Regions from separate parts of the Mus musculus genome. Here region 2 is linked to region 1. The links are chromatin loops, found by intact Hi-C in ENCODE. Cell type or tissue: heart. All regions are shown on one strand. Each heading gives the region's core, and the rest is flanking DNA. Links, peaks and the distances in the headings are about the cores only.

The links. A loop is a pair of places that touch in the nucleus more often than their neighbours do. Peaks named below come from ENCODE experiments on the same cell type or tissue, not always from the same donor. Only the 100,000 strongest peaks of a DNase experiment are listed, where the experiment ranks them.
Region 2: a loop joins it to region 1, with 2.5 times the contacts of the local background. A loop is called at or near these places in 5 of 42 quality-filtered maps.

The regions. Positions count from the first base shown.
Region 1 is chr10:76,954,975-76,970,819 of GRCm38, reverse strand. It overlaps Pcbp3 (poly(rC) binding protein 3), which reads left to right and starts at 8,873. Exons shown (of 16, transcript NM_021568.2): 1 at 8,873-9,072. Gm35664 (a long non-coding RNA gene) reads right to left here and starts at 8,679. Exons shown (of 2, transcript XR_380584.1): 1 at 8,645-8,679; 2 at 8,218-8,444. Gm35721 (predicted gene, 35721) reads left to right here. Exons shown (of 5, transcript NR_168652.1): 4 at 4,370-4,460; 5 at 4,839-5,728. In heart, for the core only: a CTCF peak has its summit at 8,912; DNase peaks (open chromatin) are centred at 6,079, 6,639, 8,799 and 9,499; H3K4me3 peaks cover 2,388 bases; H3K27ac peaks cover 3,245 bases; H3K27me3 peaks cover 585 bases.
Region 2 is chr10:76,828,002-76,843,846 of GRCm38, reverse strand. The region is part of intron 2 of Pcbp3 (poly(rC) binding protein 3); the gene reads left to right. Among named protein-coding and RNA genes, the nearest start is that of Col6a1, 110 kb to the right of the region's middle. In heart, for the core only: no CTCF peak of the experiment used is centred there; a DNase peak (open chromatin) is centred at 7,986.

The DNA of each region.
Region 1 (15,845 bases), core at 3,126-11,125:
TATGTTCCTTGATAGATCCTAGCCTGAGTCCCTAGACCAAGTCCTGGCAACTGAGCAAGCACACTATCCAAAGACTGAGTAGCCCCTCCCCTGGCCTGTGGCTGGCTGGAGGTGGGCTGTTTCTGAGGAGTGGTGGAGAGGCTTGGCTAGGCAGGTCAGCCCTTTGGAAAGGATAGGGCTGGCATGGGAAGTGGAGAGATCTAGATCATCTGCAGGGAGGGACAGTCTGTGGCCCTAAGGAGTAGACACAGGCCCACCTCCAGACAGTGAGGAGCTCTAGTCAGTTAGCACTGTTGGGCTCTCCCAAGCAGAGGTTGAAGAGAAGTTCTGTGGATTCATCCTGCAGCCCAGCCTCAACCGTCATGCTTCCTTTCAAATTCTCCATACCAGTCACTGCTTGCTTAGCTGCCGGCGGCTGTTCACACTCATACAGTCTGAAGGGATTTATGCAGGGAACCCTGTAAATGACTTGCATGTTGTGTCAGCTTTGCACTGCTCTGACCAGACACAAGATGTAATCAGTTTCGAAGGAGCAAAGCTGGTGTTAGGGCGATGGCTAAGTCGGTAGAGTGCTTGCCTATGAGCCGGAGGACTGGAGTTCAAATCCCTGGTACCTATGCAAAAAAATTTGGTGTGAAACTGTATGTCCATGATCCCATTGTTTGGGAAATGAGGACAGGAGCGTCCCTTGACTCTGTGACCAGGAAGCCTATCTGGATTGGTAACCTCCCAGGTTCAGTGAAGAGACCTGTCTCAAAAATAAGGCAGAGGGTGGCTGGAGTCAGCTCTTCCAAAAGACCGGTGATCCGGTTGCAGCATCCACACGGAGGCTGGCTCCAGTTCCCAGGGAGTCTGACTTCCCTCTTCTGGCCTCTGTGGGTACCAGGAATGCACATGGTGTAGGCAAATACATAGAATAAAATAAAATGAAAATAAATAATAGAAAAGAAATAAGGCGGAAAGTTGGTGATATGGTTCTTTTTTTTAAAATATTTTTTATTATTATGTATTTTCCTCAATTACATTTAGAATGCTATCCCAAAAGTCCCCCATACCCTCCCCCCCACTTCCCTACCCACCCATTCCCAGGTTTTGGCTCTGGCATTACCCTGTACTGGGGCATATAAAGTTTGCGTGTCCAATGTGTTTCTCTTTCCAGTGATGGCCGTCTAGGCCATCTTTTGATACATATGCAGCTAGAGTCAAGAGCTCCGGGGTACTGGTTAGTTCATAATGTTGTTGCACCTACAGGGTTGCAGATCTCTTTAGCTCCTTGGATACTTTCTCTAGCTCCTCCATTGGGGGCCCTGTGCTCCATCCAATAGCTGACTGTGAGCATCCACTTATGTGTTTGCTAGGCCCCGGCCTAGTCTCACAAGAGACAACTATATCAGGGTCCTTTCAGCCAACGCTTGCTAGTGTATGCAATGATGTCATCGTTTGGAGGCTAATTATGGGATGGATCCCTGGATATGGCAGTCTCTAGATGGTCCATCCTTTTGTCTCAGCTCCAAACTTTGTCTCTGTAACTCCTTCCATGGGTGATTGTTTCCAATTCTAAGAAGGGGCAAAGTGTCCACACTTTGGTCTTCATTCTTCTTCAGTTTCATGTGTTTTGCAAATTGTATCTTATATCTCGGGTATACTGGTATACCCGAGATATAAGGTGATATGGCTAAGGGGCGAGCCGCCACATGATCCTCGGAACCAGCATAAAGGTAGAAGGGAAGAAAGAACTGGCTCCACACAAACTGTCCTCAGATCCCCACAGGTCCATGGCCCCTGTGCCCATACACCGCCCAGATACACGCAGTAAGTTAATTAAAAAAAAAAAAAAAAAAACCAATAAGACATAAAGGGATTGAAAAAGACCTCTACTGTCCACATGCATCTACACAGGGCACTACACATGCACACAAACACACGAACGTGGACACACACTAAGTCACGGTTGGAAAGCTCACCCTGCGGCTTCTGAAACCACATCATCCTTTGGGCCTCAGCTCCTTTTCCTTGGGTTGCCACTTTCAGGGTCACTTCAGAGCGGTCTGTAACACATTCTTGGTCTTTGTATTTGAATGGTGGTTTAGCTGGGCGTGTGGCAGGGGCGGCTACCTTCTCAACTGTCAAACTATCAGGTGCCTTGCTCCTTCTGTAGCTTCGCTCTTTGGCTTGATCACCGCCGTCTCCACCATTTTTTTTTTTTTTCTTCCCACTTCTTTAGGCTTCCAGCTCAGTCCACGTTTCTGAAAGCAGACAGGAAGAAGAATTTGATAAAGTCTTTTATTGGGTTTAATGCAACATATTGTGAGAGACAGCAAAGGGAGTATTTCCCAGCACATTCAGGGAGCTGGAGAAGCCTGCTTATAAAGCTGGAGGTGGACCTATCACAGCTGTGGACCAATCACAACCTTGTTTTTTAGAGCTAGCCAGCTTGTGTTTGGACCAATCAACGTCTTGCTGTTTGGCACCAATCACAGTCCTGGATGCGTTTGGTTTTGGCCAATCACAGCCTGGCTTGTAGAGGTTGCAGAGATCCCTCTAATAGAGAACCAGGGATCAGTTCTTGGTTTTGGTTTTTGTTTTTTTAAAGGTAGGAATGCTTGCAGAATGATGTAGGGTTGTGGTAGCAAAAAGATGGGGCATACATTGTTTCAGACAGCCTGGGAAGAGGTTACATCGCCTTGGCAATCAGCTGTGATTGTTGTAAAGTTGTGTCAAGGCCTCTGCAGGATGTTTAAGATGGCTGGTGTTGGCATATGGGTAATCTGACTGGCTGCGAGACTGTTCCTTATTTTGCAAAAGGGAATAAGGGAGAGACCAATAGCTGCTAACTATGGAGTCAAATTGCCTATCTCCATCATCTTTGCTTATTTACAGGAAAATATATTTCAATAGGAGTGCATATGACATAAGCTTAAGCATTAAAAATGATCTTATTTCTCACCCTGAGATATGGTCTCACTATGTAGTCTTGGCTGGTCAGGACCTTGCAAGTTAGACCAGGCTGGTCTTGAACTCGCAGAGATCTACCTGGCTTTGCCTCTTAAATGTTGGGATTAAAAGTGTGTACCATCATGGCTACTGATCTTAATAGATTTTTAGCAATGTTTTAACAATGCTTTGTACCTTGTTAGTGCCCCAGGGAAAGGCAGGTGCCCCTTATCTATCTTACTGCCTGAGGAGCTAGTGTCACTGATCTTTCTGGGACCTGAGATAGAGGGGGTTGGAGTTATCAAAGAGTGGAAGAGTAGTGGAAGGTGCTGAGGACACAAACTGGCCAGGTGGTTGTCTAGCGGTCTGTACGTGCATGTGCGCATGCGTATGCGTGCGCACATGCACGCCCTCTGGAGGGACTCCGACCCCGGTTCTGAGCTGCAGCAGATGGCATTGAGGCCTGGGAATAGAAAGCTGAAGATAAGTGCCTCCTCTGCCGCTTATCTCTTTAGGAACTGAGTAGGGGTCAGCAGCAGTGGGACGCGAGGCTATAAGTCTAGGGTTCTAGGGTCTCTGGTGCTGCTCAAGTCCTTGAGGAGCTGGAGGCCGTGGTGGATGTCACGTGATCGCCACTGTCACTATGGAGGAGGAAGCTTCCCTATGGCATTTTCTTCAGATGTGAGTCCAGGAAGGGAACCAGGGTGAAAGCCTGTAGATTTATTTTGTATATGTGAGCACACCATCACTGTCTTCAGACGCACCAGAAGAAGGCATCGGATCCCATTACAGATGGTTTGTGAGTCACCATGTGGTTGCTGGGAATTGAACTCAGGACCTCTGGAAGGGCAGTCAGTGCAAGATCTTAACCACCGAGCCATCTCTCTCTCCAGCCTGCCTGTAGATCTCTTAATGGTTTGCTTTGTTGCCTAGCCTCGTCGATGGGGGTCAGACAAGTTCCTATTGGCTAGGTCAGGATCCTGAAGGCATGGACTTGCTGGACCCAGGATCATGGTGATGGAAATTGTAATTGGGAGAGAAAGGGAAGGCCCCCTAGGCTCCCAATGTGTTCCTTCCTAGCGTGGCCTGTTCGCCCTGTGCGGCCTGTGTACCCTGCGTGTAACTTTCCCTTTTCAAGGCTTATTTTTTTCGTCATTCATATTGTTGAACTTTCACCTTAAACCTCTGGAGACCATTGATTATGAAGAAGTAGCTTGTACCCACACTTACCGAGAAAAATTGGTAAAGTCTTGGTAGGGCTGGACCTCTTCCCAGCCAGCTTCTTTCTATTATAGGGATCGTCTGAATAGTCCTACGTGTTTAAATCCTCCGTGGATCTTAGAGACAGTCACATCAGTTGAAGTCTAAGAGGCCTCTAATTTTAAAAAGCAGCACGCGAGAGTGAAAGTCTGTTCTGACCCTTAATTGCGTGCAGGTAAACCGGGGTCACGCGTGGCTCTTGCCCTCTCTGGTCCGCTCAGCCTCTCCTCAGGATCTGGAGTCTGAAACATCGCGTTTCCCTTCCGGTATCTTTCTAATTACCTAGTGGACGTTTGGGGCGGGGAGGGGAGGGGGAGGATGGTGGGTGCCACGGGGCTCATGACTAAAACAGAGAGTGGTTCTAATTTTAGTCTTAATGGCATCAGTTGAGGCACAGAGAAGGGGAGGGGTGTTTGGCTGCCTTTGCACTGAAAGTCTTCCCGAAATAAAGCCCCACTGACCCCGGGGGGGGGCTCTGCTTCCACATGGCATGCACGGAGACTCGGCTTTTCTCCCATTTACACAAACACATAAGAAACCTTGCTTATAAAAAGGAGGAGACTGGAACTGCTTGACTGCAGTGAGGAAGTCTGTCTGTCTGTCTTTGCTTGCCTCTGCCTCTCTTTGTCTCTGTCTCTCTCCAGCAGTGATGCAGGTTCCAAGGCCTAAGAAGTCTCTGTTTCAGAGGAACTACTTCAAGGCAGGCTGCTGATTCACTTTTCTCTGGGAATGAGTGCCGAGAGCCGGAAGACAGCACTAGCTGTCATCCACTGGGGACAGCGAGTTGTGCTACCCAGGTCCTTCTCACAATTGGGTGTTGGAAGCTGCACGCGAGTCACCGATGGCCAGCCATTTTTTTCCTCACCCTGTAAGGTTTCCTGCTTGGCTGGACCCATGTTCCTGACCCTGATACTCTTTCCCTGCCTGTAGAAGAAACATCCAGCAAAGCACAGCCACTTGCAGGCAGTAATGCAGTGCTGGTCCCCAGTCCTTGTGCTCACTGTGGATTCCTCTAGGACTGGGGCCGGAGGAATACGGGAAGGTAAAAGGTGACCAGAGCCTTCTCAGGATGCAGAAAGCACCAACTTTCACAGAACCATGCCCTGGAAGGAGGGAGACACAAGCTACGACACCAGCTGTGAGAGAAGATTGTGTCTGTGAGAACTGGAGGCTCTCTCTGCCTTTCCCCTGGAGGTCTCTGGGTGAATGTGGCTTCAATTCATGTTGCTGGGGGCCCCTCAGTGAGAGCAGCCTCTGTAGCACTCCATCCCCGGTCACAAGGACAGGATCCTGTCAAGTGAGGGCAGCATGTGGCTGTCGCATGTGGCTGTTGCCTCTCACACTGGGCAGTGAGGCAAGATGAGAGAAGAGAGCCCCTTAATTGGCCCACTCAGTAACAATCAGATTCAGGACTAACCAGGTTAAGTTAAACAAGGTAGGTCTAGGACTCAGTCTTGATGATGGTGATGGTGGTGATGCTTGTGATTATGATGCTGCTGGTGATTGTAGTTCTTTAACAGGCTATCCAATACAGCACTGGCTTCTTGTCTTTTGATTTTCCCTATACACCCTCCCGGCTCCCAGAGTTCTCTAAGAGCAGCCTGCTTAGCTCAGGCAGGTTTTTTTTTTGAGAGAGAGAGCACAGCAGCTCTCTTGGTGAAGGGAAGGAGTTAGTAGTAGAAACAGCTAGAGATGCGCCCCTCAGCAAGAGGGGCTTAGATGTACAGCTTCTCTGGTTTTCCACTAGGTGAGGTGTCTGCTCCTGTTCCTGGCCTAGTGCAGAGGGTGGTTCTGATGGTCGGGCGGGTCCTTTGCTCCAGGAAGGCTCAGCAAGGAAGTGGAGTCCAGCTGAAGGTCAGCAGAGGCCACTTCAGGTCCTGCCCCACACTTTGTCCCTCTGCTCTCTGCCCACCCGTAGCTCTGACAGCCTGAACAGGAACAGGAGGGGCTGCAGCTGTTGAGCTGGTGTGGGCTTGGGCTGTGTTCCACCAGGGGGGAGGGGGGAGGGGGAGGCCTGCTTGTCTCAGAGGAATTGACATTAATTACCGTCTTGACTGCTTTCTGTGTGTAACTATTTTACCGGCACTTTGCGCCATCTAATGTGGAGCTAAAGGGGGCCTCCACATCCACCCCTCCAGATGTCCCAGCCTTTGGAAACTGTGGTCCCCCAGCTCTCTGGTGGCAGGGACATGTGCGGCAATCTGGAGGACCAAGTGCTCAGAGACTTCCTAGGGCTTGGTCTGACATCACAGTAAGCAGATGATAATTACAAGGTTCCTTTGCTCCCCACTCTCCACACCCCAACAAGATACCATGGAGTTATTTATAAATGCAAGCCCCCGGGTGCACTTCTCCTGGGAAGGACCACGCTGACAGCTACTGGTAGTGCTAATGGAAGGCAGGAAGCCTGCATTCGGAGGGGATGCGGGACGTGTGGAGGGAGGGTAATGGGTCAAGCAGCTGCCACACAGCCAAGGGGCGGGGCTGCCTGCCCTAGCTCTCAAAGATCTGCTGGGATATGGAAGGAAGAGCCTACTCAATTGTCTCTCGTGTCAAGGGTGGGGCTCCGAGATGAACCGCTTTTTCTCTTCCCAGGGTTGGCAGGAACTGGAAATAATTGAAAGTTGTTAGGGTCCAACACACTGCCTTGAAAACACTATCATTACTCTCCTAATGACTAAGTGTGTCTTCCAGGAGGAGATGTAGGCAGCTGAGCCCTCCCCCCAAACCCCACGGCTCCTGGAGAGTAGAGTAGGAGGCTGGCAACCTGTAATCTGGAGGGGGGGGGTGCTTCGACAGAGCCTAATGCAGCTCCAGCCTCCGGAGCCACTGTGCAGAGCCCAGGAGGCCGATGGCCCGAGCTGATCCTGGAGACACTTTGGATCTTAGTTCAAGTCCTGGTTTAGGTCTGGGTACTGCTGCTGGGTTCAATGTCAATCCCTTGTGTTCGTCTCCTAGGGGAAGTCCTTGTCTCAGGGACTCCTAGCATGCTACCTGACATGCCCTCCTCCAAATTTCCGCCCTCCTCTCTACCATAGCACAGGGCTAAGGTGTAGTAATGTGCGATAAGGCTGTCCATATGCTCTCTAGATTCTCCAGGTAAAGGTTCGTGATTTGCTGCAGCTGCACTTAGCTGCTGGGTAAGGCTTTTGACAGCTCCTGCTTGCCCGGACCCAGGCCCTTTCTTTTCAGAGGTTGTCATTGAATCACACAGGTTATGTTTGAAGACAAATAAGAGCACACTCCTTTCTGACTCATCGATCCCAAGTGACTACTGTATATGTCTGCTACAGGGGACCAGGACTTTTCCCTTCAGAGTGGATTCCAGGACATCATACTCACAGGACTCTGGGCATTCCCAAGAGCTACTTGGTTACTATGGTGAGGTTTCAGACCTACGGAGTCTTCCTGACTCTACCATAGAGATCGTGATTGTAACAGGTGGAGGGATGAGGGGACAGAGCTATGTATACACCCCTTTGCATGTATGATATATCGTTATTGGCACCGAAGTGAGTCATTGGTGGGTTTGAGGCTCAGGGCGGGATGAGTTTTGTCATCTCAGCTAGAATGTCACCCTCAACCCACTTCTCTGCTCACCCGTCTGTTCATATGACAACAAAGAAGCAACTCTGTTTCCCAGAGATGCTTCTCGAAAGTCTGGAGGTAAACATGTGGATCACTCTCTCCACCTATGAAGGGCAAAGCTTGATTTCCAAGTCCAAAGAGGCCTTCTCTGGCTGGTTCAGGTTGCTTCAGGAAGCCAGGAAGGATGACCCTGGGCTCCTGGGTATCTAGGTACTGATGGAAGGCAGAGTTCCCAGGACTCGCAGCTTCTATCAGTACTGGAATTACAAGTTGGCCTGGTTCCTTTACCTTCGTGGTGTGCAGAAAGGAATAAGCCTAAGCTAATAGAGAGCAATCAGATGAAGGAAGTTTAGTCCGATGAAAACGATAGTTAATTGACACAAAATAGAGCAGGACACCTCTGAGGAAAGGTGCACAAAAGATAACAACAACAACAACAACAACATGACATGTTTTCCCACAGCCACTACCACAGCCAGTTCTTCCATCGGCTTTGAATCGCTTGTGGACAGGTGTGCAGGCCCAGAACCTAAACACAAGTTCTACAGTCTGGGCTGTGTTGGCTTTCAAAGGCTTCCAAGCAGAGAGGGGCACCCGCGAAGGGCTGCGGTCAACGGATCAGGCCCACATAGTCGCGAAGGCTGTGGGTCCAACTGACCTCCCTAGAATATCAGCGCGTGCGAGACTGGGTGTCTGCAGTCTCCCGCTAGCTGCGTGTGCCAAACACTTGCAGAGGATGCAGGCCCCGCAGCCATCTCACAACCAAGCATCCACTCCCTTCCCTCTAGCCTTCTGGAGGCCCCGCCCCAGGCCCGGCCCTGGCCCCGCCCCGTACTGTCCCCGCCCCCGCCAGTTGACTAACCTTTCCAGAAGCCCCGCCTCCTCCCAGCCCCAGAGTGGGGCCCCGCCCAACCCTAACCGCCCTTCGACGCTAAACGGCTTCTAGCCGGAGAGCTTTCCGTGCCCTGATTGGCTGTGATGGTCACCGTTTCGCAGCTCCATTGGCTCCCGGCGCCCGCTTTCTCAGGCCCTGCCCTTGAGCGGGGGCGGGGCCAGAGGCGGCGGGCTGCGCAGGAGTGGCTGGTTGCACGGAGGGGGCGGGTCCTCGCCGCGCGCAGTGCTTCGGCCAGAGCTCGAGGCGCTGCTTACCGTCGCCTGAGCTAGGAGACGCCGCGGCCGCCGCTGGGTCGCATCGGGCTTCGCGTCGCGCCGTGTACGCCTCCTCTGCCCCACCCGACCGGCAGCATAGGCTCTACCTGGTCCGCGGCCTCCCTGTCCGCGGCGGGGCAGGTGAGTGAGTGGCGGCGGGTTGAAGTGTGTGTGGGGGGGTCCAGCGCGGAGGTAGCTCGCATGCCGCGTCCCAGGCCGGCCGAGACCCCTCCAAAGGCCAGAGGACCGGACAGTTCGCAGTCAGAAAACTTCATTCGAGCTGGGGTGTTGGGGATCCTGGGGGAAGGGTTGAGGTTGGCGATCTCAGTACTAGGGCCGGGATCCTAGGCTGAGGCGAGGGTCCCAAGCTGAGGCGAGGATTCCAGGCTGAGGTGAGGGTCCCAGGCTGAGGGCGGAGGTCCTGGGAGAGAATAGGGGGTACCAGGTTGAGGGCGGGGGTCCCGGGCTGAAGGTAGGGGTCCCAGGCCAAGACCAAGGTCCTAGGCTGAGGGCGGGGATCTAGGACTGAGTACCGAGCTCTGAGGGCTCAAGGCTGAGGTTCCAGGGCTTAGTGCAGAGTCCCAGGCTTAAAGCAGGGTGGGGGTATCCCAGGCCAAAGCGATGGTCGGAGGACTGAAGATGGGAATCCCAGAGGCATGTGTATCAGGCTGAGCAAAGGGTCAAGGGAAGCAGCTTCCCAGGCTGTGACCGGGGTCCTAGGCTGAGGCAGGAATTACTTAGAGAGAGGGAGAAAGAGGTGGGTGGGTGGGTGGGGAAGTGTGGGGCCGAGGGTCGGGCTCCCGGAATAGAGTAGTTCTTGATAGCCCCTTGGGCTTGGAGCTGGGGCCAGAACAGGGTCCTAGACAGAAGTTTCCAGTGAGGGGCTCACTCTCCAGCTCTGCATGGTCTTGCCTGTTCTTGGATTCAGGCACGGCCTAGGGTCCTTGTGAAAGTCTGACGGTAACTGGCCCTGGCCTACGTCGGGGGTCGGGGTAGAGCCACTCAGGAAAACCCAGGCCTCTTTACTCCCTCCCTAAATTCAGAAGTTGTTAGTGGGCACATTACGCTGCAGGCTTTCGGGTCAACACACAATAGCTGTGATCTCACTGGGACTTGCAAGGCTTAGACGGATGTCTTGTGATTGAGACGAGCTGGGGAGGAAAAAAAAAGGAAGCCCAGAGGATGGATGTGGGGCGAGGGCAGGGTGCGGCCTTTTCTCCTCTCCCCTCCACCGTGGTCTTCTGTTTTCTTCTTTCCTCTCAGTTCTCCTCAGGTTTTCCCCGCACCATTCATTAGAGCCTGAACAGGTAGACTAGACAGGCGCCGGTTCTCAATCTCTCTCTCTCTCTCTCTCTCTCTCTCTCTCTCTCTCTCTCTCTCTCTCTCTCTCTCTCTGATGGCCGTATTTTCTGTTTTGGGAAAGAGGTGTGTTCCAGAACTGTTTCTTATTGTCCCCAAAGTGTTTTGTTTAGTAGAAGTGTGAAGTTGTCTGGCTTCTTATTCTGCACTATGTTGTTAGTATAGGAGAATTTTAAGTTAATGGAAGGTGGGCCCCAGGATTGGCTATTTCCTTTTTACTTTTCTTTGCAGCACTACGGACTTTTAAATCTCATTAGCTTTGTATGCGAACCGATGGCACTGTAGGTTGAGAAGGGTTTTTTTTTTTTTTTTTTGGTTTTTCAAGACAGGGTTTCTCTGTATAACCCTGGCTGTCCTGGAACTCATTTTGTAGATCAGGCTGGCCTCGAACTCAGAAATCGCCTGCCTCTGCCTCTACCACGACCGGCGAGAAGGGTTTTTAGTGCCTCACCAAAAGGCATTCTGGGTGGCAGGGCTTTGGAGAAAGACCCTTGGAGGCCAGACTGCAGAGCTAGCATCCATACTCTCCCTCTGAGCCCATTTCTCTAATACAGCCTTCCTGAAATTTAGTTCCCGTTCTGATGCAAACTTGTGGCCCATTTCTCTTCTTTGGACTTAATTGTGATTTCAGTTCCAGAAAAACTGCAGGCTGTGTCTCTGCGGAGAACAGACCCCCAGTCCCCACAACAAAGACAGTTCATTATCTAACATCTGATACGACCATTTTGCTCCAGAGAGGGGTGTGTGTACATCAGTATTCTCTGGAGATGGCTGGAACTTAAGAAAGGCTGGAGGATCTCCACGTGTGGTCTTGAGACTTGAGGTCCTTCAGCAAGCTCCATCTTCTAGCTACAAGTTCAGCTGAGGCCTTCCCTTCTCTCCAAAGCCTCTCTTGCTTGTGTGTAGGTACCAATATTAACACGATGCTTGTTCAGTGCACACACTTTGGAATTTATATAACTTCATGCACACAGTCAGAGCTTAGTATTGTAAAGCTTGGGAAAAGAAGTTTCCAGGCTGGTGCGACAGCGTGGCATGTAAAAGCATTTGCTTTGTATGCCTCATGATCTGAGTTTAGTCCCTGGAGCCCTTGGTGGAAAGAGTGACTTGATTCCTGAAAGTTGTCCTCTGGCCACCATCTCTCTCCTCACAGGAGTACTTTGCCTTGTCTGTGTGCACATGTGCGAAGACAGACTCACTCAGTAGTCAAATAAGTTTGTTAGAAACAGGGTCTTTAGAATGGAAAGGGTCAGACACTATGTCTGGAATTCAGAGCTGGTGTTGCCCCAGTAATGTTCTTTTGTAGGTAGAAGAAAATTCGCATAGATTTATGATGAGTTTTTCAGGTTTGTTTTTTTTTTTTTTCCAGGCAGGGTTTCTCTGTATAGCCCTGGCTGTCCTGGAACTCACTTTGTAGACGAGGCTGGCCTTGAACTCAGAAATCTGCCTAAGTTCCAAGCACGTCACTGTGAGACAGCATTATCATCTATAAAGTTTTTCGCGCTCAATAATTTCACGATTGAGTTACAAAATAATCCTAAAAAAATTGTATAATATTCTAAAGTTTGTAATTTTAAAGTTTGTTGAGCCACATTTATGGCTATTCTTGGCTTCATATGGCCAATGCGACACAGGTTAGACATGCTTGAAACTTGAGATCTTCTTCCTATCTCAGCCTTCCAAATGATGGGACTGTAGGCATGTACCGCTGAACCAGGCCATGTTAGCTGTTTTAAAGAGGCTGTCCTTTCCGCCTTGGTGGATACCGGAGAGCCTGCTGCGCGTGTAAATTGTAAAAGTTCCATCAGGTCCTTGGAACGGTTCAGACAATAGAGGTTGGATTTTGTATCTGTTTCTGTGAGTTCTGGATCTATACCAGTGTGTCCGGGGCAAAGTCATTTCTGTGTGCACAGAAACCTCAGAGCTTTATTGTAAATGAGATGTCTGAAGGAAATTGGTAGATGTATGTTGTATATACCCTTGGTGAAGGAGACGAGTGCTTTGGAATATAATAAAAACACCTGCTCACACATTGAAATTGCCTCACTCTAAGTATTTGCTGAAAGGCTGTAGATTTTGGGGCAGCCTTTAGCCTCCATAGTGAGGACTCTGACAAGTTGTGGGTCCGCTGTCCATGGTACTGAACCAGTCGTGTGTGTCCCCCCCCACCCCCATATCCCTGGTTTCCTTCAAACTTTCTGTTCCATGAGAATGGGTTTTGGAATTGTATTTAAAATAATTTCAGAATTCACATTATTAAAGAAAAATTAGGCAGGATAGCTTTGCTGGACTTGAATAATAGGTTCCATTTAACAAACAATTGTCTCTCATTTTTAAGTGATTTTTTTTTTCTCTCCAGGTGGGGAGTTTTGGGCTAGGGATGTCAAGTAATGAGCATTAAAATTAAACAAGTGTGTGTCTTCTTAATAACTAACATCAAACAAAAAAGGGCCCTTGATTGCAATATGTACAGGTATTTGTTCTCAGGGCAGCGTGTCCCTAAACAGTGCCACTTGTAACACCCTCACACCTCTCTCAGCCTTCCCTGGAGAGAGGCTGAGAACGTGAGTCTTGGTGACTGTCAAGCATTCACTTCATGGTGAGCAACATCTAATGTTGTGTGTGTAACTTTGAGGAATGTAAACCATACCGGATAAAGTCTTTATTTCTCTTGTGGATAATTTTGTTGGTTTCTTTTAGAATTGTTGCATAGGTTAGCAGTAAGAAATGATAGGTGTCACTTGTATACAGTTTTTCACACAGTGGTAAGTGTCGTGTGTTATGGTGCTTGCCAGGGCGGTTGGGTACCAGGTAAAGAAAGGTTGCTCATCATCAGCATCAAGCTGAGAAGATGGTTTTGGGTTTTGGAATAATTACCTGAACTGGTTGTCTGGTCCTAAGTTTCTTATGGTGTTTCTTTTGTGTTTCTTATGGGATTCCCTTTTCATCCAGGTTTCAGGAGTACTCTGAGAAACTTAAAACAAGGACGCATATTCTTGCTAAATCCTGTGTTGTGATTTGGGAGCTTGTTGTGGGAGTGAAACAGTTCTTGTCATAGAGGGTCCCTCATTGGTACTGAGGAAGAGCATGTAAATTGTAAACAGGTGGCTGCACGTGGCTACACTGTGATGCTGTTGGGATGAGCAGCCTGCTGGGTATGCTGAGGGGCGATAAGCTTGGAAAATCCAAAGGTTTCAGAGAGGGAAGCAGCCTTTGGGCTAAGCCTTAAAGGATGAGTTGTAAATGTCTGGGCACAGATGGAATAAGTTGATTAGAAAAAGATGAGGAGGTTAGTGTGACTGGAAGACAGCGTTGATATGGAAGTGGGAGGGTATGTGTATGGGTATTCCCAAGGAGTTGGGATTCTGGGGTGTGTGTGTGTGTGTGTGTGTGTGTGTGTGTGTGTGTGTGTGTATGTTTGGTGAGTTAGGGATGGGCTGTGTGGTAAGGAGAATGATGGCTTCCGGACACTATGCCCTCATGCCAAAGCCTGTGATGTGTTGTGTTGCTTGGCAGGGGAATTGGGTAGCAGACAGAAAAAGGTGGCTCATCCGTTGGTTTTAAAATAGGGAGGTGATCCTGGGTTGTCACAAGCATCCTTAAAAGTGGAAGAGGGAAACACAAGAGTCAGTGTTAGAGTGATGTGAGGTGAGGGCTTTAGATTACATCACTAGCTTTGAGGGCAAAGTAGGATATGCCAAGGAATGTAGCAGCCCCTGAAAAAGGAAAGAAGAGGAAGGGTCTCAGAAAGGAGCCCAGTCCTAGATTTTAGTCTAGTGGGACACGACTCTGTCTGCTGACCTCCAGAACTGTAGGGTAACCAAGGGTGATGTTTTAAGCTAACATGCTTGTGGAGATCGGCTGCGGCGGCAGCAGGGTCAGGAAACTGATGTAGCCTGGGACCGTTTTGTGTATTCTTAGCTGTCAAGTTTCAGGAGAAAGTCACATAGTGAGATTGGCCTTAGAAAACGAGGTGATTCCTGCTGTTTGGGAGTTTGCCCCAAGTCAACATGATTGTGATGCCTGCTTTTATTCCCAAACAGGATGTGGGTATGTGAGGCAGTGTTGTGTGACCTGAATTCCTCTCTGTCTCCGGAGTCCTTGCAGCTGGCTCAGCCTCTGCTTGCAGAGTGCCATGCTCCATCGGCTCACCTTTGCTCTGTGCTGGGCCCCTGGAAGACAGTTGTCCTCGTGCACACCACTGAGACCATGGGCCGCAGCCCCTGTTGTTGGTGTCAATTACTTTCCAAAAGCTTGATTCCCAGCCTCGGGCATTCTTTAATCTTTAGATAATAGTGCTGCCAATCAGGTAGGTCTGAAATATCTCACAGTTTTGATTTGTATTTCCCTGATTACTAGTGAGTGATGATTTTTACCACCCCATCTCCCTTTTTTTTTTTCTCTACTTGGATTTTTTTCCCCTAAAAATTGTAATCTTATATCATTTATCTATTTATTGCCTGATTTGTGCCCTTGTGCCTTTTTTGGAGTTCTTTACATATTTTTGATTCTACTTTTATCCCACGATTATTAAAATTATTATTATCATTAGTTTAAAAATGTTGCTATGATGAATAGATGTTTAATTTTAATGTAGCCAAATTCATCCATTTTTTTTTTTATGATTTGTGGCTATTGGGCCTTTTTTGAGGAATCTGTGTAATTTGAAAGTTATAAGACAGACTTTTCTTTTTAAAAAGGTGAAATATTTGGCTTTTATATTTTACTTGGAATTGATTTTTATATGCATTGTGAGGTAGAGGTTTGCTTTTAGAATTTTTTAAAAAATGCCTAACTGTGCAATTACCATTTATTATCACCCTTTTCCCAGTGATCTGCAATGCTACTTTTGAAACAGACCGAATTTCACACATGGTGTGAATGAATTTTCTGTTTCGTTTGTTTTATAAAACAGGGATTCTCTGTGTAGCCCTGGCTGTCCTGGAACTTTCTCTAGACCATGCTAGCCTTGAACTCAGAAATCCACTTGCATGTCCCACAATGCCTGGTGTTCTTCTGTGTATGTGTGTGATTTATTTATACCCAATGCTAATTTAATTTCTTTGTTTACAGCCCTTAAGTAATTTATTTACTTTTGATGGAGTACTAGTCAAAGCTCCTGGAAACTGAAGAAGATTAACTTTGTATTTTGTCTCACTTTAGGAGTAATCCTGTTAGAAGTTTGATAGTGAACTTTGCTTTTATATCTTAGTAGATTCCTTTTCTTGGGTTATGGATTGTCTCTTGTACTAATAGTTTGACGAAAGTATTTTTAAACAGTCAATCGGGCATGATGACAGATGCCTGTAATCCTAGCTCTCAGGAGACTGAGATAGGAGGATTTTGAGCTCAAGGCCAGACTGGACTACATGGTGAGACCCTGTGTCAGAGAAACTAAAAATATATTTTGATTTTTATTAATATTTCAAATATACTTATTTAGAACATTTAAAATTTTTTTCTTCTTTATATTTCCACTGAAATAAAAATTAGTTTAAATCTGTAAATTTTAAGCTATCATTCATTTCCTGGGATATGCTTTTTTTTGTCATGAT
Region 2 (15,845 bases), core at 3,210-11,209, 130 kb after region 1:
CAGGAGTGTGAATACAGCCAAGCTCAAGTCACATGCTTGAAGAAAGCCAAAAGCATGGAAAAGAGGTGCATACACAATAGGAGGGATGTTCAAGGAACAGGTTTCTAAGTGTAACACATGAGAAAAAGATTCCAATAGAAGAGAATGGTATATTTCATCTACAAGTCATCGCTGAGGCAAGTCAGGGCAGAAAGGAGCTCAAGACAGAAACCTGGAGGGAGAAGCCATGGAGGAACTTGCTTGTTGGCTTGCTCCTCATGACTTCTCTCTCTCTCTCTGTCTCTCTCTCTGTCTCTGTCTCTCTCTGTCTCTCTCTCTCTTTCCTTCCTCTCTCCCTTCCTCCCTTCCTCCCTCCCTCCCTCCCTTCCTTCCTTCCTTCCTTCCTCTCTCTCTGTCTCTCTCTCTCCTTTCTTCCTTTATTTCTTCCTTCCTCTCTCCCTCCCTCCCTCCCTTTCCCCCCCCCTTCTTTTTCTTGTCTTTTCTTCTGTCTGGGAACGCTAGCCTATGGGATGACACCACCCACTTTCAGGCTAGATCCTTCCTTCTTAGTTAAACCTCCTTAAGTCACCCTGAAAAACATGCCCAGATAAATATCTCCCAAGTAATTCTAAACTCCATCAAATTGCCAGTGAAGGTTAACAAAGGATGTCAGATACCGCCAGCAAAGATTGTCATGTCTTGACCCTGTGGTGATACACAGCCCTATTGTGGGGAAGTAGTTTGCATCTCCCCTCCCACAATGGTATCTGTGCCAAGGTATTCCTTATATATCTGTGCCTTGGTCATCCTTATCCTGGCACCGTGGTGGCCACATGGGACATCATCATACTGTAGTCTTGGGACACCTGCCTCAGTTTTGGCCTGTGCCCATCTGAGAATGCACAGCCTAAGGGTGTCCCCTACTAGGGGTTTGGCTCCCATCAAGAAAGGCATAATTGTGACCTTTTATTTGCATGCATGGGAAGCTAAATGCTCCCTCTATCCAAGGTAGATCAATGGAAGGAAACTAATTTGAGCATTCTGGATGGGTGGTAGTAGTATCAAAGAAGAATTTGGAACTGGACTATAGGAAGATAACAGTGGGGTCCGAGTCTTTCCTTCTGAATCCCCTAGATCCTTAACCCTTAACTTCAGACAGACCAGCCAGTAGTGGACACTGGAGTCACAGAACTTACAAAATGAGTCTTATTCCACCTATCATCTATAGATAGGTAGGTAGGTAGATAGAGTATAGGTATAGGTATAGGTATAGGTATAGGTATAGGTATAGGTATAGGTATAGATATAGATAAAGGGGATTTATTAGAATGTCTTACAGGCTGTGGTCTAGCTAGTTCAACAATGGCTGTCTATCAGTGCAAGCTTCAAGAATCCAGTAGTTCACTCCATGAGGCTAGATGCCTCAGCTGGTCTTCAATATACACTGGAACCCTGAGCCAGTAGGCGATAATGCCAGTGAAGGAATGGACTTGCTAGCAAGGCAAGAGCAAGCAGGCAGAGCAAAGGCTTCCTTCTTCTGTGTCCTCTGATAGGCTTCTAGCGGAAGGTGTGGCCAAGATTAGAAGTGAGTTCTCTCAGCTCTAAAGGTCGGTCAATGTAGAGCTAGGAGTGCTTGAAGAGGATGTGACTTGTTTCCCCTTTTGTCTGCAGTTGAAGCAAACACCAATGCTCTTGACATGACCTTGGCCAGGTAGGGTGTACCTCATCCCTGCATCTGATCTTGCCTGCATGTAGGATGGGCAGCTCCCTCTGCCTTCCCTGTGCATTTAGAAACTAGGAGGCCTAGAGAAGAGCTGGCAAGATGGCATGAAGAGACATCAAGAAAACCTCCTTCATGTCTTCAGGGACAATGTCCCTGGGATAATTTTTCTTCAATAGGTGTCAACCCTGTTCAGAGTAAGTGTGACCCATCTGATAACCAGCAGGAGAAGGAAGGCCAGGTAAAGATATGGTCACAGTGCTGGTGTGACAGATTCACATAGATGAGGGAGGGACTCATCGCTGATATCTGGGCTTCTTCAAGTGGTTATGAACTGTGGCAAGGAAGAGAGCTTGGGCTGCCATGGGGACCCCACAATCTGAAGAAGAGAAACAGAGGTCAGGTTGTGAGGCGTGTTATCGAGAGTGCACCACAAATACCTTCCGTTCTTTTCCCCTCTGCCAGCAGACAGTGGCATCCTGGAATCATTCGCTATTAAGATAGTAAACGCACTCCCATGCCTCTCTTGTCTCCTATTTTTACTTTAGGATTGTGTGAGGAAAATTTATCTATTTGTGTACCATTTTGCAAATTATAGAGTACTTCCTGCAGCCCTGAAAGGTGGATATTTCATGATCCCCATTTAGAATGAAGAGCCCGAACTGAGAGGAATTGAGTCACAGGATTGGCAGTGGGAGGAGGAGTGGGAGGTTCTCTGCAGAGCAAGCCTCCAATGGCCATGGTCCCAGGTCTGGTCACTGCCTCCCAGAGTGCATCTGTGCCAGGTTCTACTCCTGTCTGTTGACCCAGGGTTTCAGGCAGGCTCTGTCCTCCAAGGATCTGTGTTGGCATTGCCATCTGCTTCTTAGATGCCACTGTAACCAGCATCCTTCTCATACAGATGATGCCTGCTCTAGGATCCCTGAATTTCCTTGCTGCTCATCTTTTGAGAGTTTTATATTTGTGAGCACAGCCAGTTCCTTTTTGAGAAAGTCACAGGTTAGAAGGTAATTTCCAGGGAGCGCTTTCCATTTATGAGTTCTTACTTTTGATCAAGATATATAGGGGGTTTGTTCATTGTAGTGCTCTAGAAACATTGACTATTGCGGAAGTTAATAAGGCTTACCAACCCAACAGGATCTAGGATCTCCTAGGAGACAAGCCTTTGGACAGGTCTGCGTGGAACAGGCTGGATTAGCTTAGCCTCCAGCCTTGCTTGTGAGAGATTATCTTGGTCAATTGAGGTGGGAAGTCCCACCCCGAAATTGGCAGGACCATTCCCTGCACTTAGGTCTAGACTGCATGGACAAGAAAAAAGCTAGTTGGACACTGGCAGCTGTCACTCTCTGCTTCCGGACTGAGGATTCAGTGTAGCCAGCCACCCGTACTTTCCCAGCATGATGGCCTGTGCCTTTAATTATTAGCCAAAGTAGACTTCTTTGTCCCTTAAGCCCTCTCTTCTTTATCAGGGTAATTTATCATAGCAGCCGGCAAAGTCGCCAATGCAAATGACATTTGTAGTTACATATTATTTTTCATTTTTATCTCTGTCTAGAATTTATTTTGATGACCCTCCAGTTCAGAACTCAAGCTAGAAAACAGCTCTTGCTCTAAGCATTTCCAGTAGCAAGCACTCCCTGCGCCCACATTATTGTTCCACAAAGTGACCGTGGGCCGGAAGGGAGGAGGAAAGGGCCTGGCAGCAAAGAGGGCTCACTGGGTCAGAGTGGCTCTTGTTCCGAACCACACGACCCTCCCTCCTGCCTTTTAAGTGATGTTAGAAGGTCTTTAGAGAGAGGGAATGAGAAAGTGAAATTCAGAAATGTTTTGAACTAGATGAAAATTAAATCACAGTGATATGAATCAGTAAAGTATAAGGAAAGATTGAAAACAAGGTGACTTCTTAGAGAAGAAAATTAGGCTGTCTGACAGAGAGGGGAGAGGAGAGCAGACCAGGTTCCAGTTATCTTGAAGGGCACACTTGCAGTGAGCTAACATCTTTTTACTAGGTAGCAAGCACTTCCTAAAGCTTCCGACACCTCCCAGTAGAACCACAGGCTGCCAGTCTAGCCTTTGGCATCCAGGCCTCAGGCGGACATTTAAGATTAAAAATTGTAAGCAGACAAAAACTACCCAAAAGTCACAAAGCTAAGAGATCATTATAGAAAGAGTTTGAGATATAAGATTAATATGCAAAAATAAGTCAAAGTACTATATGCTAGTAATAAACAAGCAGAATTGAAATTAGAATCTAATACCACTTTAGCAGGACCCCCCAATACTTAAGCAAACACACACACATGCATACACTACACACAAAATCTATATGTGGCCAACTGTTAGAAAAAACTGATAACTGAATCAAAGAAAAATTAACTACATGGAAAGATATTCCATATTCAAGGATTGGATTCAATATTGTGATAATGTCACTTTGTCATGACTTGATGTAGAGTCACCCCAATAAAATAAATATGTTTAGTAGTTCTATTTTGGACACTGACAAAGTGGTTCTGAAGTTTATTTAGGGAAAGAACTGACCCAGAGCAGTCCAGTGGAGGAAAGAGGAACACAGCAAAATGATGTTACTGACTTCAAAACATTCTCTAAAACGTGATGACAGAGCTCAGCAGAAAGAGATCACCACCAGGGTCAATGGAGAGATCGCCCACCCCCAGGCTCAACAGAGGTCGCTACCAAGCCTGATGACCAGAGTTCAATCACCAGGACCCACATGGAGAGAGGAGAGATGTAATTCCCACAAGTTTTCTGACCTATGCATATGTGCCTTGATATGAGTGTGTACACATTTCCACACTCGTGTGTGTGCACACACACTAATCAATAAATGGAATTAAAGACTTTAAACTACAGTAATGATGATAATAATTGTGTTGGTAAAAGAATAGACAAGTTCATAACTGAGAAGATCTCAGCAGTAAGTCACATGGATATAGTCAGCTGATCTTTGGTGCACTTAGGCAAGACAGCAGCTGGGAAACTCTGGCATCTACAGGCCCCTCCGTCCAAAAGACAGCAACTCAAAATGGACCTAATGTAAAACACAAAACTAAACTGGAACATATAGGAGAAAATCAAGATGGCTTTTAGTTTTCCTGAGAGGATGTTAAAGTATCAATTTATGGGGGGAAAGAAGTGGTTAATTTTGGTAGAAGTTTTCTGCTTTATAGAATATGATTCTGTTAGGAGAGTGAAAAACTGAGCCCCGGACTGAAATATTTATAAAAAAATGGCTGTTACAGGACTATGACGGAAAACACAGGGAAAACTTCTTCAATTCAGTTACTGCACCAGAAAGGATACTTATGTAGCCAATATATGAAAGAGATTTCCCACATTATATCTCATTAGGGAAATTAAATTAAATTAAAATGAGATATCACTACACAGCTACCAGAATAGCCAAAGTACATAACATTGACAATATCACACATTGGCAGAAGTATGGAGCACTGAGAATTCATATTCATTCATTCATTCATTCATTCATTCATTCATTCTCTCTTCCTCTCTCTCTCCTTCCCCATCCTTCTTCCTGTCTCCCTTCCTCTGTTCTCCACAGTGAGAAACAAAATTTCATAGTCATTTATGAAGGAAGACTTTATTATTTGTCACTTATGAAGAAGAGTTTCTTGCAAATGGCAATTGTATTTTACAACGCTACCATTAGGCTCCTGGATATCAACCCAAATGAGCTAAGTTATGCCCGTCTAGAAGTCTGTACATGAGCTAAGCTATGCCCGTCCAGAAGTCTGTACATGAGCTAAGTTATGCCCGTCCAGAAATCTGTACATGAGCTAAGGTATGCCCATCCAGAAGTCTGCACATGAGCTAAGCTATGCCCGTCCAGAAGTCTGTACATGGATGTGCAGCAGCCTCACTCATAACGGCCAAAAGTGTAAATGCAACAAGAGTGAATTCAATGAGTGAAGCCATAGGGAACTATGGTACATTCAGACGATATGGTTCGTTTTTCAGTGTTAGAGAGAACTGAGCTGCCAATCATTCAAAGACATGAAGAAATCATACTTAGTACCGAGTGAAAGAATATGCCAAGAACTGTATGATCCAACCGCGTGCTGTTTTAGAAAAAGCACAGCTACAGACACAGAACAAATGTGAGTGATTGCCAAGAGGTTGAGGTTGGGAAGGATGCGTGCGCAGATTACGGAGATGTTTTTAGTGCCGTGAAATTAGTCTATGTGGTACTGCAATCGTGGGTACACATCATTATACCTTCTCCCGAAGTTGAATAATATACAACAGGCATAAATCCTGATGGAGAATGTATTTCCAAAGGGAACGATATATCATAGTTGGTGATAGCAAGGGTCCTCTGGTGGGAGGTGTTGATAATGGAGGGGCTGTGAGTGTATAAGAGGATACATGGGTACCAGTCTCTTGTGAGGCCAAAACTAATCTTTGAAAGTCTGTTAAAGACAGCGAGTGGTGGTGGCGCACAACTTTAATCTCAGCACTCAGGAGGCAGTGGCAGGTGGATCTCTGAGTTTGAAGCTAGCCTGCTCTACAGAGCGAGTTCCTGGGGAGCCAGAACTACACAGAGAAAATCTGTCTCAGAAAGGAAGAGAGGGAGGGAGGGAGGGAGGGAGGGAGGGAGGGAGGGAGGGAGGGAGGGAGGGAGGGAGGAGAAAAAGAGACGGGGGAGTCTATCAGAAATTAACAAAAGCAGCTGGGCAGTGGTGGTACACACCATTAATCCCAGCACTTGGGAGGCAGAGGCAGGCAGATTTCTGAGTTCAAGGACAGCCTGGTCTACAAAGTGAGTTCCAGGACAGCCTGGGCTACACAGAGAAACCCTGTCTCGGAAAAAAAAAAAAAACAAAAAACAAACAACAACAACAAAATTAACAAAAGCAATCATATTTCCTGAACACTGTACTGGGACAGCAAGGAGGGCTCCCTTATCTCCGAGGGAGGCCATGATTTTGTTAGTTTTCCCACGAAGAGAGACTGTTCTGGATGTTGTTCACTGGTGAGGCCAAGAGGCTGACCCATGCATGCACTTTCTCACCCGTACTGACACAGCAGAGACTGCATCTGGCTCAGTGCTTCCAATGGCACCGGCACTTGGATGTTGGCTGGGTGGATGGGTGTGTCATTGACCTGTCCATCCATTTACAGTAGAAATAGCGTGGGCTTGTCAAGGGGTTAAGTTCCCTTGTCTCTGTGACTTTAAGTCCCCAACGGCAGGCTGACGCTGCGGTTCTTCCAGGGGCTATTTGTCTGGAGTGGGTGTGGTCCTCAGAGATCCTACCTGACCTTTCCTGTCCAAGACCAAGGAAGAAACCAAAGTGCGTGGTTCTGGTGCCTGGCAAGTGTCTCCACCCCAGTGTTATGATTATTTGTGGGTGGAAATGTCCAGCTGTTACATGACAGCACCATGGCCTTGTGAAGCAGCCTGGGGCAAGAGTTCCACTGGTCACATCAGTTGGGGTTCATGATCGTGTTTAGGTCCCCTGAAATGGGCGTCTAGCAGTCGCTGCAGACCAACATTGACTGCTTTCTGCTTTCTGCTTTAGGCCCCTTTAGGCAAGGACTGAGAGAATGTTCCTTACACATTGTAAGATCTTCTTCCATGGAACCCAGAATCCCTCTCAGTTCCCCTTTCAATTGTGGGCTTTGCTCAGCAAGCATCTTGGACCTACAGCCTGAACCATACATTTCCAGCAGTCATTGTCATAAATGTCTAAGCCTTGAGGGTACCACGGCCACAGGGACAACATACCCTGCTGACCCAGGCAGGGCTGACTATCAGAAAACTGTACCCACTATTCCACATTCCATTTTGCCACTTCGGTCTTTGATGCTTTGGAACCCCACCCCCACCCAAATAGCAAGACTGGGCCTTGGTGCTGCCTACAGTGAAAGTGAATGGTGTCACAGAAAGGCGTCATTGATCCGGGAAAGTGGTAACAGGCCATGGGCACTGACTGAAGTCACGCAAACACTGTGACACCTTGTTGAGATGAATTAGGCCAGCACACACTTTCTAGACTAGCCTGGAAGGAAACAGTTTCAGTTCTGTAGCGTGGTTCACTTCTGCCCTGGGAGCTAGAAATAGCTGTGGGCGATAAAGTATGGGAATGTGGGTGATTCCTGTTCACATTAGAATTATAGAGGCAGGTGCTGTGAGGGCTCAGTGCTGGGCTGTAGCCAAAGCCCAGGGCATAGTTTTGACTTTGAGGAAAGGGAGATTGCTGTGCGTGAGCAGGCCATGGTGCTCTGCTGCCACCTAGTGGCACTGATTCCACATACGCAATGACTCCTGGTATTTTTATAGTTTGCGCTTCATCAGCAAGGGTTATGAGCATGTGTTTCTGGAGTTGTTAAGTATGGAAGTCCTGCTGACCACAGCACCCAGACTACAGTAGCCAGCCTTCTTTGGGGAGGCTGGGGCTGCATCTGGGGTTAGCACCCTCACGTGCAGGGCACAGATCGGGCCTACGGCTGTGAGCTGTGTAGAGAGCCCTTAGTATATTTCATCCATCAGCTCATGGTCAGAGCTAGCATGCCTGAAGCTACATCTCTGCCGGCTTGAGTTTTTCATGTTTCTGAGGTAGAATTGCTTCTTCAGTGTGTGCTTCGTTAGTTGTGTCCCTGAACAGGCTTCCTCCTCTCTTTGCTGCGCTCTAAGCTAGACCTCGTCCCTGGAGTAAGCAAGAGGAAAGTTTGCTCAGTTAAAGTTCGTTCCTTGGATGGCTTCTGCTGGAAATCATCGTCTGTTGTAAAAGGACCAGTCATTATTCATAGCTCATAGGACGCAGCTCTTGAAATTCTCCTACCAAGGCTGGCTCACAAAGACCCTCATGGCCACATGGCCCAGGCTCATCATTGGTCCCTGGTCTCACACATGCTGGGGTCTGCAGCCCTGTGCTTGCTGCCCTTTTCTGAGTCCCCTCAGGACTCATTACTGCCAGCAGGTACCCCCATAACCACACAAGCACTTCTACTCCCTGAGCATCTCGTCCTGTTGAGACTCCCACCCAGGCATGGCTGGGAAAATCCAGAGGTAGTGGGTAAAGCCAGCTGGTTGCTGGTTCCCTTATAATGGAAGAGCCCCTCCGTGAACTGGGATGGGAAGGGCTTCATCATTAGACTGTATGGCCAAGTTGTGTTGATTCCAAATGTGCCATGCGTGGTAGGCAGATCCAAGGAATATGGCTGCCTGTGCTTATTTGGCCCCACCTTTTCTTCCAGCCTGTGGGTAGACTCTGGGGCAAGGGGACATGGGATGAGGTTGTGGATCTTCATATTCTATTCTGAGATGGAAAACATTTCGGGGTTCCTAGGGAGAAAGAAGGCCACACATATCTTTGCTCAGAGCTTGTGAGTTGTGCCTAATTTACCACCTCAGCTTCTGGCCAGCCATGACCTTCCTACCATAGCTCTCGCCCCGTGAGCCCCTTTCTCACCAGCCTGTCCACATTTCCTCCACACTTGAGATTATCTCTGGGCTTTTTGCAGTATACAGTCAAACCTGGCATGCTGAAAGCATCAGATAGTTTGCTAGACATTCATAGTAAGCAGCCAGGCCACCTGAAGCTACATGTGCGTCTTACAGTGCTTCCTCACTAAAAACCCATGTACGAAAAGAAACTCCAGAAAATTCTTGTTGCTTTGGTGCCTGCTGATGACCCTCTCTGCCAGCTCAGATGCCCTAGGCCTTTGCAGTGTGAAATTCACCCTCCTGCCTGTCCTAGAAGCTGCTCTGTTTGCCACACATAACAAAGGGGAAGCCTGCTTTAACTTTCTGCAAACTGGAAGGTGGTGGTCCAGACCCTGTTTCACCAGGTTATGGTAACTGGCAACAGCTTTAGCTCTTGCCTGCCAACCTTACAGCCACAGCCCAGTGCCCTGCCCGCATCTTTGGACCCCAGTGTTTCAAGAGATTTTCTCAAAGAATGTGAGCCAGTAGCTGCAGGTACCATCCTGAGCCCTGGGCAACAGGAGGCTACCTTCACCTGATGTTTCCAGGGCCCCCACGGAGGTCCTATGACCTGTATCCTGATTTAGATGAGGTCTGTGCTGAGACAGTGACCACTCCGTCACACCCATAGCCGCAGCACAGCAGCATCTGAGCAGATGCACACCCCGGGCTGCACATCTGGGCCCTGCAGGCCTAAGTATCATGCGTGCTGACTCCTTAGAGGAGTTCTGGCTCCCTTCTCTGCCTCTAGAGCCCCTCTCTAGAAAGCTCTTGAACACACAGCTTGACAGAAGCCTCTGATGGCACCAAGCCGTATTGGTATACTATATATAAAGACAGAAGCTGAACTTATGAACAGTAAGCTCATTTACAGGGAGACAGGAGTCCTAAGTGAGTCTTAGAGAATATGATGCTGGAAAGGCTGCACCATGGTGTGTGTGTGTGTGCGTGTGTGTAATGTATAAAACTTGTATATATGCATGTATATGCATGCATGAATGTATGTATGTTCATGTGTTCTCCACCTATCCTTTAAATGGACTTTTAATGATTGAGGAGCTATTCTCTGAACAGTTTCCCGAGTTAGAGGAGCAGGCCATCCTGGGACAGCCAAAAGGCTTGCTCAGTTTGTCCCTCTCTGCCCAAACCGTGAAATAGCGGACTCTTCTCTAATAAAGTACTTGTCTTTTGTTATTTATGGAAGACATACTCTTAATGAGAGAGAATCCTTACCAGTAAGTAGTTGGGGAATTAATCAAGATAATGGCATCAGCTAACATGATGCTGAACATAATTCAGAATTAGGCTTTTTCCCCAATGGGAGAGGAATCAAAGGAATGGACTCAGCCTCTGCTTTGTTCCTGTTATATACAAATAAGCAGCCCTCACCTTCTCCCCTCTCCTGGCCCAGGCAGCTCCCCAGCTCAGCAGCAGCCTCTCTATAGTACCCCAGTGCAGGCATCCCTACCCAGCCTCTGCAGCAGCAGCAGCTGTTTTCCTCTGGAGTCCATCCTGCTCTCCTTGATGTCCATCCTTCCTGGCCCCATTTTAAAAAAAGGTCTTCTGAAGGCTTTGTAGCAAGGCTGGTCTAATGACCTAACCCTGGCTCACCAAGGCTGTGGCCATGTCCCAAGGCTTGCCAAATTGACTGTTTAGAAACCCAGCCTCATGAGTCCTTGCCCAGTATAATAATTCCAGCATTCCTGGGGGCCTTCACAGGCACTATGACAGAATGATGGTACCAAGGGTGTGCTCACTGCAGCCCTCTGGTCTCATCCTATTGGTATCCACGTCATAGCTCCTAGATACTTTTGGTGCCTGATGTTTGTTTGGCCCTGCAAACCCTACCATGGACCCCAGTCACACAGCTAAAAGAACTATGGTGAGGTGTAAGCTCCACTTTCCTGATGAGGAAGGATGCAGGTTACCCCCTCCCATCTGTGTTTCCTGTCCTCAAGTCTGTGGCCCTCAAGGCTACAGAGAACAGAGTTCTCTGCAGAGATAAGGGGAAAGTTGCAAACTCTTTGAGAGGTTTTATTTTCTATTTTAACAAATTTGTCAACACTGTCAAGTTTCACTGTGTAGTTATTACCCATTTATAAAAGTGACTCTGTGTACGTGAGAGAAATTACACGCACACGCACACCCACACACACACACACATTCATGTGTACATGATAGGATTAGTCATTGAAAGCCTTCCTCAAATTGGCATAGAAGTAGCAGAATTTTCTAAAGACTATCACAGTTTTGTTTTGTTTTTTTACCCTGAGTACTTTGTTATACAGGCTTTTTTAAAAGCATCATGCTAAGAGGAAGCCAACCTTAAATTTTGCAACCATACTATGTTCCAAGGTGGGCCACGGTTCTGAGATTCTCTTCAGTGACAGGCCATTGAGCAAGGGCATCCAGCAGCAGGAGAAGAAACTAATGTGACCAAATTGATCTTCACTAAAACAGCCACTTGGTGCTCATGTGGGCAGTCTTGCAGGCCACCTCAGATGCTAGCCTCCCAACGTGTGGTGCACTAAGAGACTGTCTCTATCCAGCAAGTGGAGACAAAATGCCAAGCCATGGCCAGCAAGGCAGCCACCCCCACCACTTATGCCCCTTGAGGAAGGATACCAAATGATTAGGAATTTTTCTTTGTTAGTGTGTAACATTTTTCTTTATTGTCCGTTACTGTTTTGTACTTTTCTGCAAAAGATACAAACATTAATTTTAAAGCTGAATGAAAGTAGGGCTTTGTACAGTGAAGCAAGCAAAGATCGAGCTGATGGCCTGTGTAATGGCCAAGCAGAGGCCATGTTGATGGCCGACGTAATGGCCGCTAACCCATTAGTGAAGAGTTGTGAGTGGCCATTTTGTCCATGTGGCTCCATTCTGCTCGGACCCCTTTCTCCTGGTTTCTTAGTGTGTTCAGATGAGCTCCTCAGCTCTGCTTTTTGCTGATTGCCTGGATGGGCTGCAGGGAACAAGGACTGACCAACAGGAAGTACTCCTGTTTCCCTTGGATACTTGGCTTGCCCCTGAGCCTGGCTAGATGCTTCCAGACCTCAGGCATCTGGGCGCGCACCACGTCCTGATTGGTTTATTCCTCATGGCACAGTCTGTATACTCACAAAGCACCTGAGGGTGTTAACTGTGGCTGCCATGCCCCCAAGGACAGTGTGACATACTTGGTCTCTTCACCCTCTGAGACTGATATTATTGCCTATGGTAGCCTGATCAGCCAGACAGTCAGAATGGTTGCTGCTGTTGTTCCCAGCAGGCCTCAAAGCAGCAGACAAGGAGACAAGCAAGGGAGCTAATTTATCATTTGACCTCTGTCCCCTCCCCATTGGCATTCCCATTGTGAAGAGAAGGGACAGCCAAGCTGGCTTCCTGGACTTTCATTGTCTCCTATTCAGCTGTACAAGCGCTGGGTCTCCAGGCCTTTGAGTAACATAGGAGGAATGATTCTGTGGCTCACACTACTACTTCTTGCTGGCTAATTTAATGAATCTTTTCCTGAATGCTCTTCATGTGATGCAAACTGTCCTTTGGTTAAAGCTATTCAGCTCCACGTCTTAAGTTTTAGCCACTACATCTTACTATTTCGCTACTGTGTTTTAATCTAGAACTGGTTAAGAACACCAATGGCACCAGAAAGCTGAAACGTGCACTCTTCCACCACAGGGCTTCCTAAGGTGGGGAGCTCTTCATAAAGAAGATTCAAGCTGGCCACAAGTCTCTAAGATCCTAAGTAAAAAGATAGGCAGAACTGACCAAAGTATGCCCGAGCAACTTTGAGTTATAAACTCAAATGCAGCCGTTTTAGCACATTGTGTCAAAATAGCACTGCCCTCTGATACCTCCCCTCCCCTCCCCTCCCCTCCCCTCCCCTCCCCTCCCCTTCCCTTCTTTTTTCTTTTCTCTGTCTCTCTGTCTCTCTGTCTCTCTGTCTCTCTCTCTCTCTCTCTCTCTCTCTCTCTCTCTCTCTCTCTCTCTTTCTTTCTCTCCTTTTTTTTTTTTTTCCCGAGACAGGGTTTCTCTGTATAGCCCTGGCTGTCCTGGAACTCACTTTGTAGACCAGGCTGGCCTCAAACTCAAAAATCCGCCTGCCTCTGCCTCCCAAGTGCTGGGATTAAAGGTGTGCGCTACCACCACCCGGCTACGATACCTCCCTTTTCTATTCATATAAATCGTACCAGGGTTGATCTCTGTGACCTACAGTAAGTTGGGTTTTGGGTGGACATTTCAAATGTGCTAAGATGCCTTTGCAGTCTCCGGCCCAGTTGGTATTCCATCCTCCCTGTCTCCTCTGACCTGTCAATGTCCCTGCCTATTCACTATTGACCCCTCATTGCCTGGCGGAAGGGTTGACCATGACCCTTGCTCAGATCTTCTGTGTTTATGCTGCCTTTTCTTGCAGCTGAAGCTTCTGTGTCATATAACTGCCTCTCTGCTACTTAATTGCTATATGTTCATCACCAAACAACTTCATTGGGAGTGAAGTCTCTGGGGGAGGAGGTACCTGCTGGGTCTCACTCAGGCTTGGAGACCACATTATGGCCCTGTCCCTTCCCTCCTGTGTATCACGATGATGGACTTTTGCCTGCTCCTTGTGCTTAGCTTTTATTTTTGTAAAGTCTTTGGGTCTCCCATAGAGAGCATAGCTCTGCAGACCTAACCTGGAACTTTGACTAGGCAGGGAAGCCTGTGCATGTGTCTTCTGATATAACTGAGGGATATCCCATCCCTCAGAACTGAGCCTGTACTTAGCATAGTCCTCTTTGTTGTATATCTTTTTAATATGTGGTATGTTGTCTATAGTTTCTCCTTTTATAGTCTGCTATATATCTTTTATATCCTTTCCTTTTATAATCCTTTAGTTCTCAAGATTTATTTTTATATCTGACATATTTATATCAACATGTCTAGGACATTGGTTCTAAGACCCACCCCTTCACCCTACCCACATGGACACGGAAGTTCAGAGAGTAACTTCATACTACATATCACGGTCACATCTATCACATATGTTAAATCATCTCTGAATCGCTCGAAATGTGCAATACCCTATAAGTAGTTGTACTGTGTTGTTTACGGAGAAATGAAGAGAAAAGTACACACAGTTTCATTAGAGACTCAGGTTCACTCTCAAGTATTTTCAGCCCAGTGTCCTGCTTTGTGGTGGGTGTGAGTTTTGCCATGAGTGAAACCTTTGTTTCTTCTCCAAAGTGTAATGAGCGTCACGTCGAGAAGGTCATTTACCCCAAGAGATACTCTGTGCCTTGTTTCCTATCTACCCTAAAGGGTTATGGTGTCCGCACTAACAAGGCCAAATGTCTGATGGAGACATGTGCTATAGAAAATATCCCTTCCTGCTGGACAGCAAAATGCAGCTTTAAACAAAAGCAAAACTGCAAGGGGCTAGGTGGCTTGGTAGTTAAGAGCACTTGTTGCTCTTGCAGAGGACATCGATAAATTCCCAGTACCCACACTGTGGCTCACAACCATTTGAAACTTCAGTTCCAGGGGATTGGATACCCTCTTCTGGCCTCTGCAGGTACTGCATGCATGTGACGCACATACAGGCAAAACACTCATGCACATAAAATAAATCATAAGCAAACAAACAAAAAGCAAACACCCTGAGTGGGATACCTGGAAAGGAGATGAACACCTGATGCCTTGCACTGTCTTAGCTCCCTTGTTTCTGAAGTAAACTCTGTTCTGCTCTCTCGCACTCGATTTAGCTCTCCAACATGCTCTGAGCGCCTTCATCCTCCATTGCCCCAGCTCCTCTGAAGCACCTCCGTCCATGACTGTTAGTTCTCATGTCCATCATTTCCCAACTGGAGGCCCAGGAGTTGGTCCTGAAGCCGTCTGCCCTCACTCTTGGCCTTGCTTCTGGAGTTGTGTGTGGGCTGCCCACGCTTCTGCCATCTGCGCTGTGGCCACCACCACCATTGCTACAAGAGCCCCACAGTGCTCCCCTTCTTTCCCCTGCAAGTTTTATTGTTCCTTCATGGCAAATGGCTCTGACCACTTCACTGTAACATCAGGACAGAATCTTTATGGTCTTTTTCTTGCCCCATGTTGATTGACAGGAGAATTCTCAATGCCGATTTGAGAAAAACTGCCCTTGCTTCTAGAATTCTGAGGGCCTTGGACAGGGACCTGGGAGATGCTGCTGTTTGGGTGCTTTCTCCTCCAGACACCCATTTTAGTGTTGGCACATCACTGTCTTCAGAATGCTTGTCACTAAACCTGGAACACTAGTGAGTCACTTTTGAGGGGGTCTCTAGATGAGGCCTCCTCTGGGGAATGGCACTTGTGATGCCGGGGACAAGGGTTCCCTGGGCTGGATTCTCTCTCAGAGGTTTCACTGTGACTCTTGGGATGTTGCATAGTTCCGGCAGGACACCTGAGCAGGGCCCTGTGGTGTTCACCGCTTGTGGCTTCAGCTTCAGCTTCCTTCTCTGTACTTCACTCACTCACTTAAAGGTTCCAGTCCCCTCCCACAGCGCCTGTTCTCAGTGTGGGAACAAGTAGGCTGTGTGCTTTTAATCGCCACATCGTGCCAGTGTGATTCAGGGTGGGGATGGGATGAAGACGAATACAAGCTAATGCTGCAATGGTTAATAGAGGATCTCTTTGTGTAGGATTGGAGAGCAGACCCAGGGTTTTGTG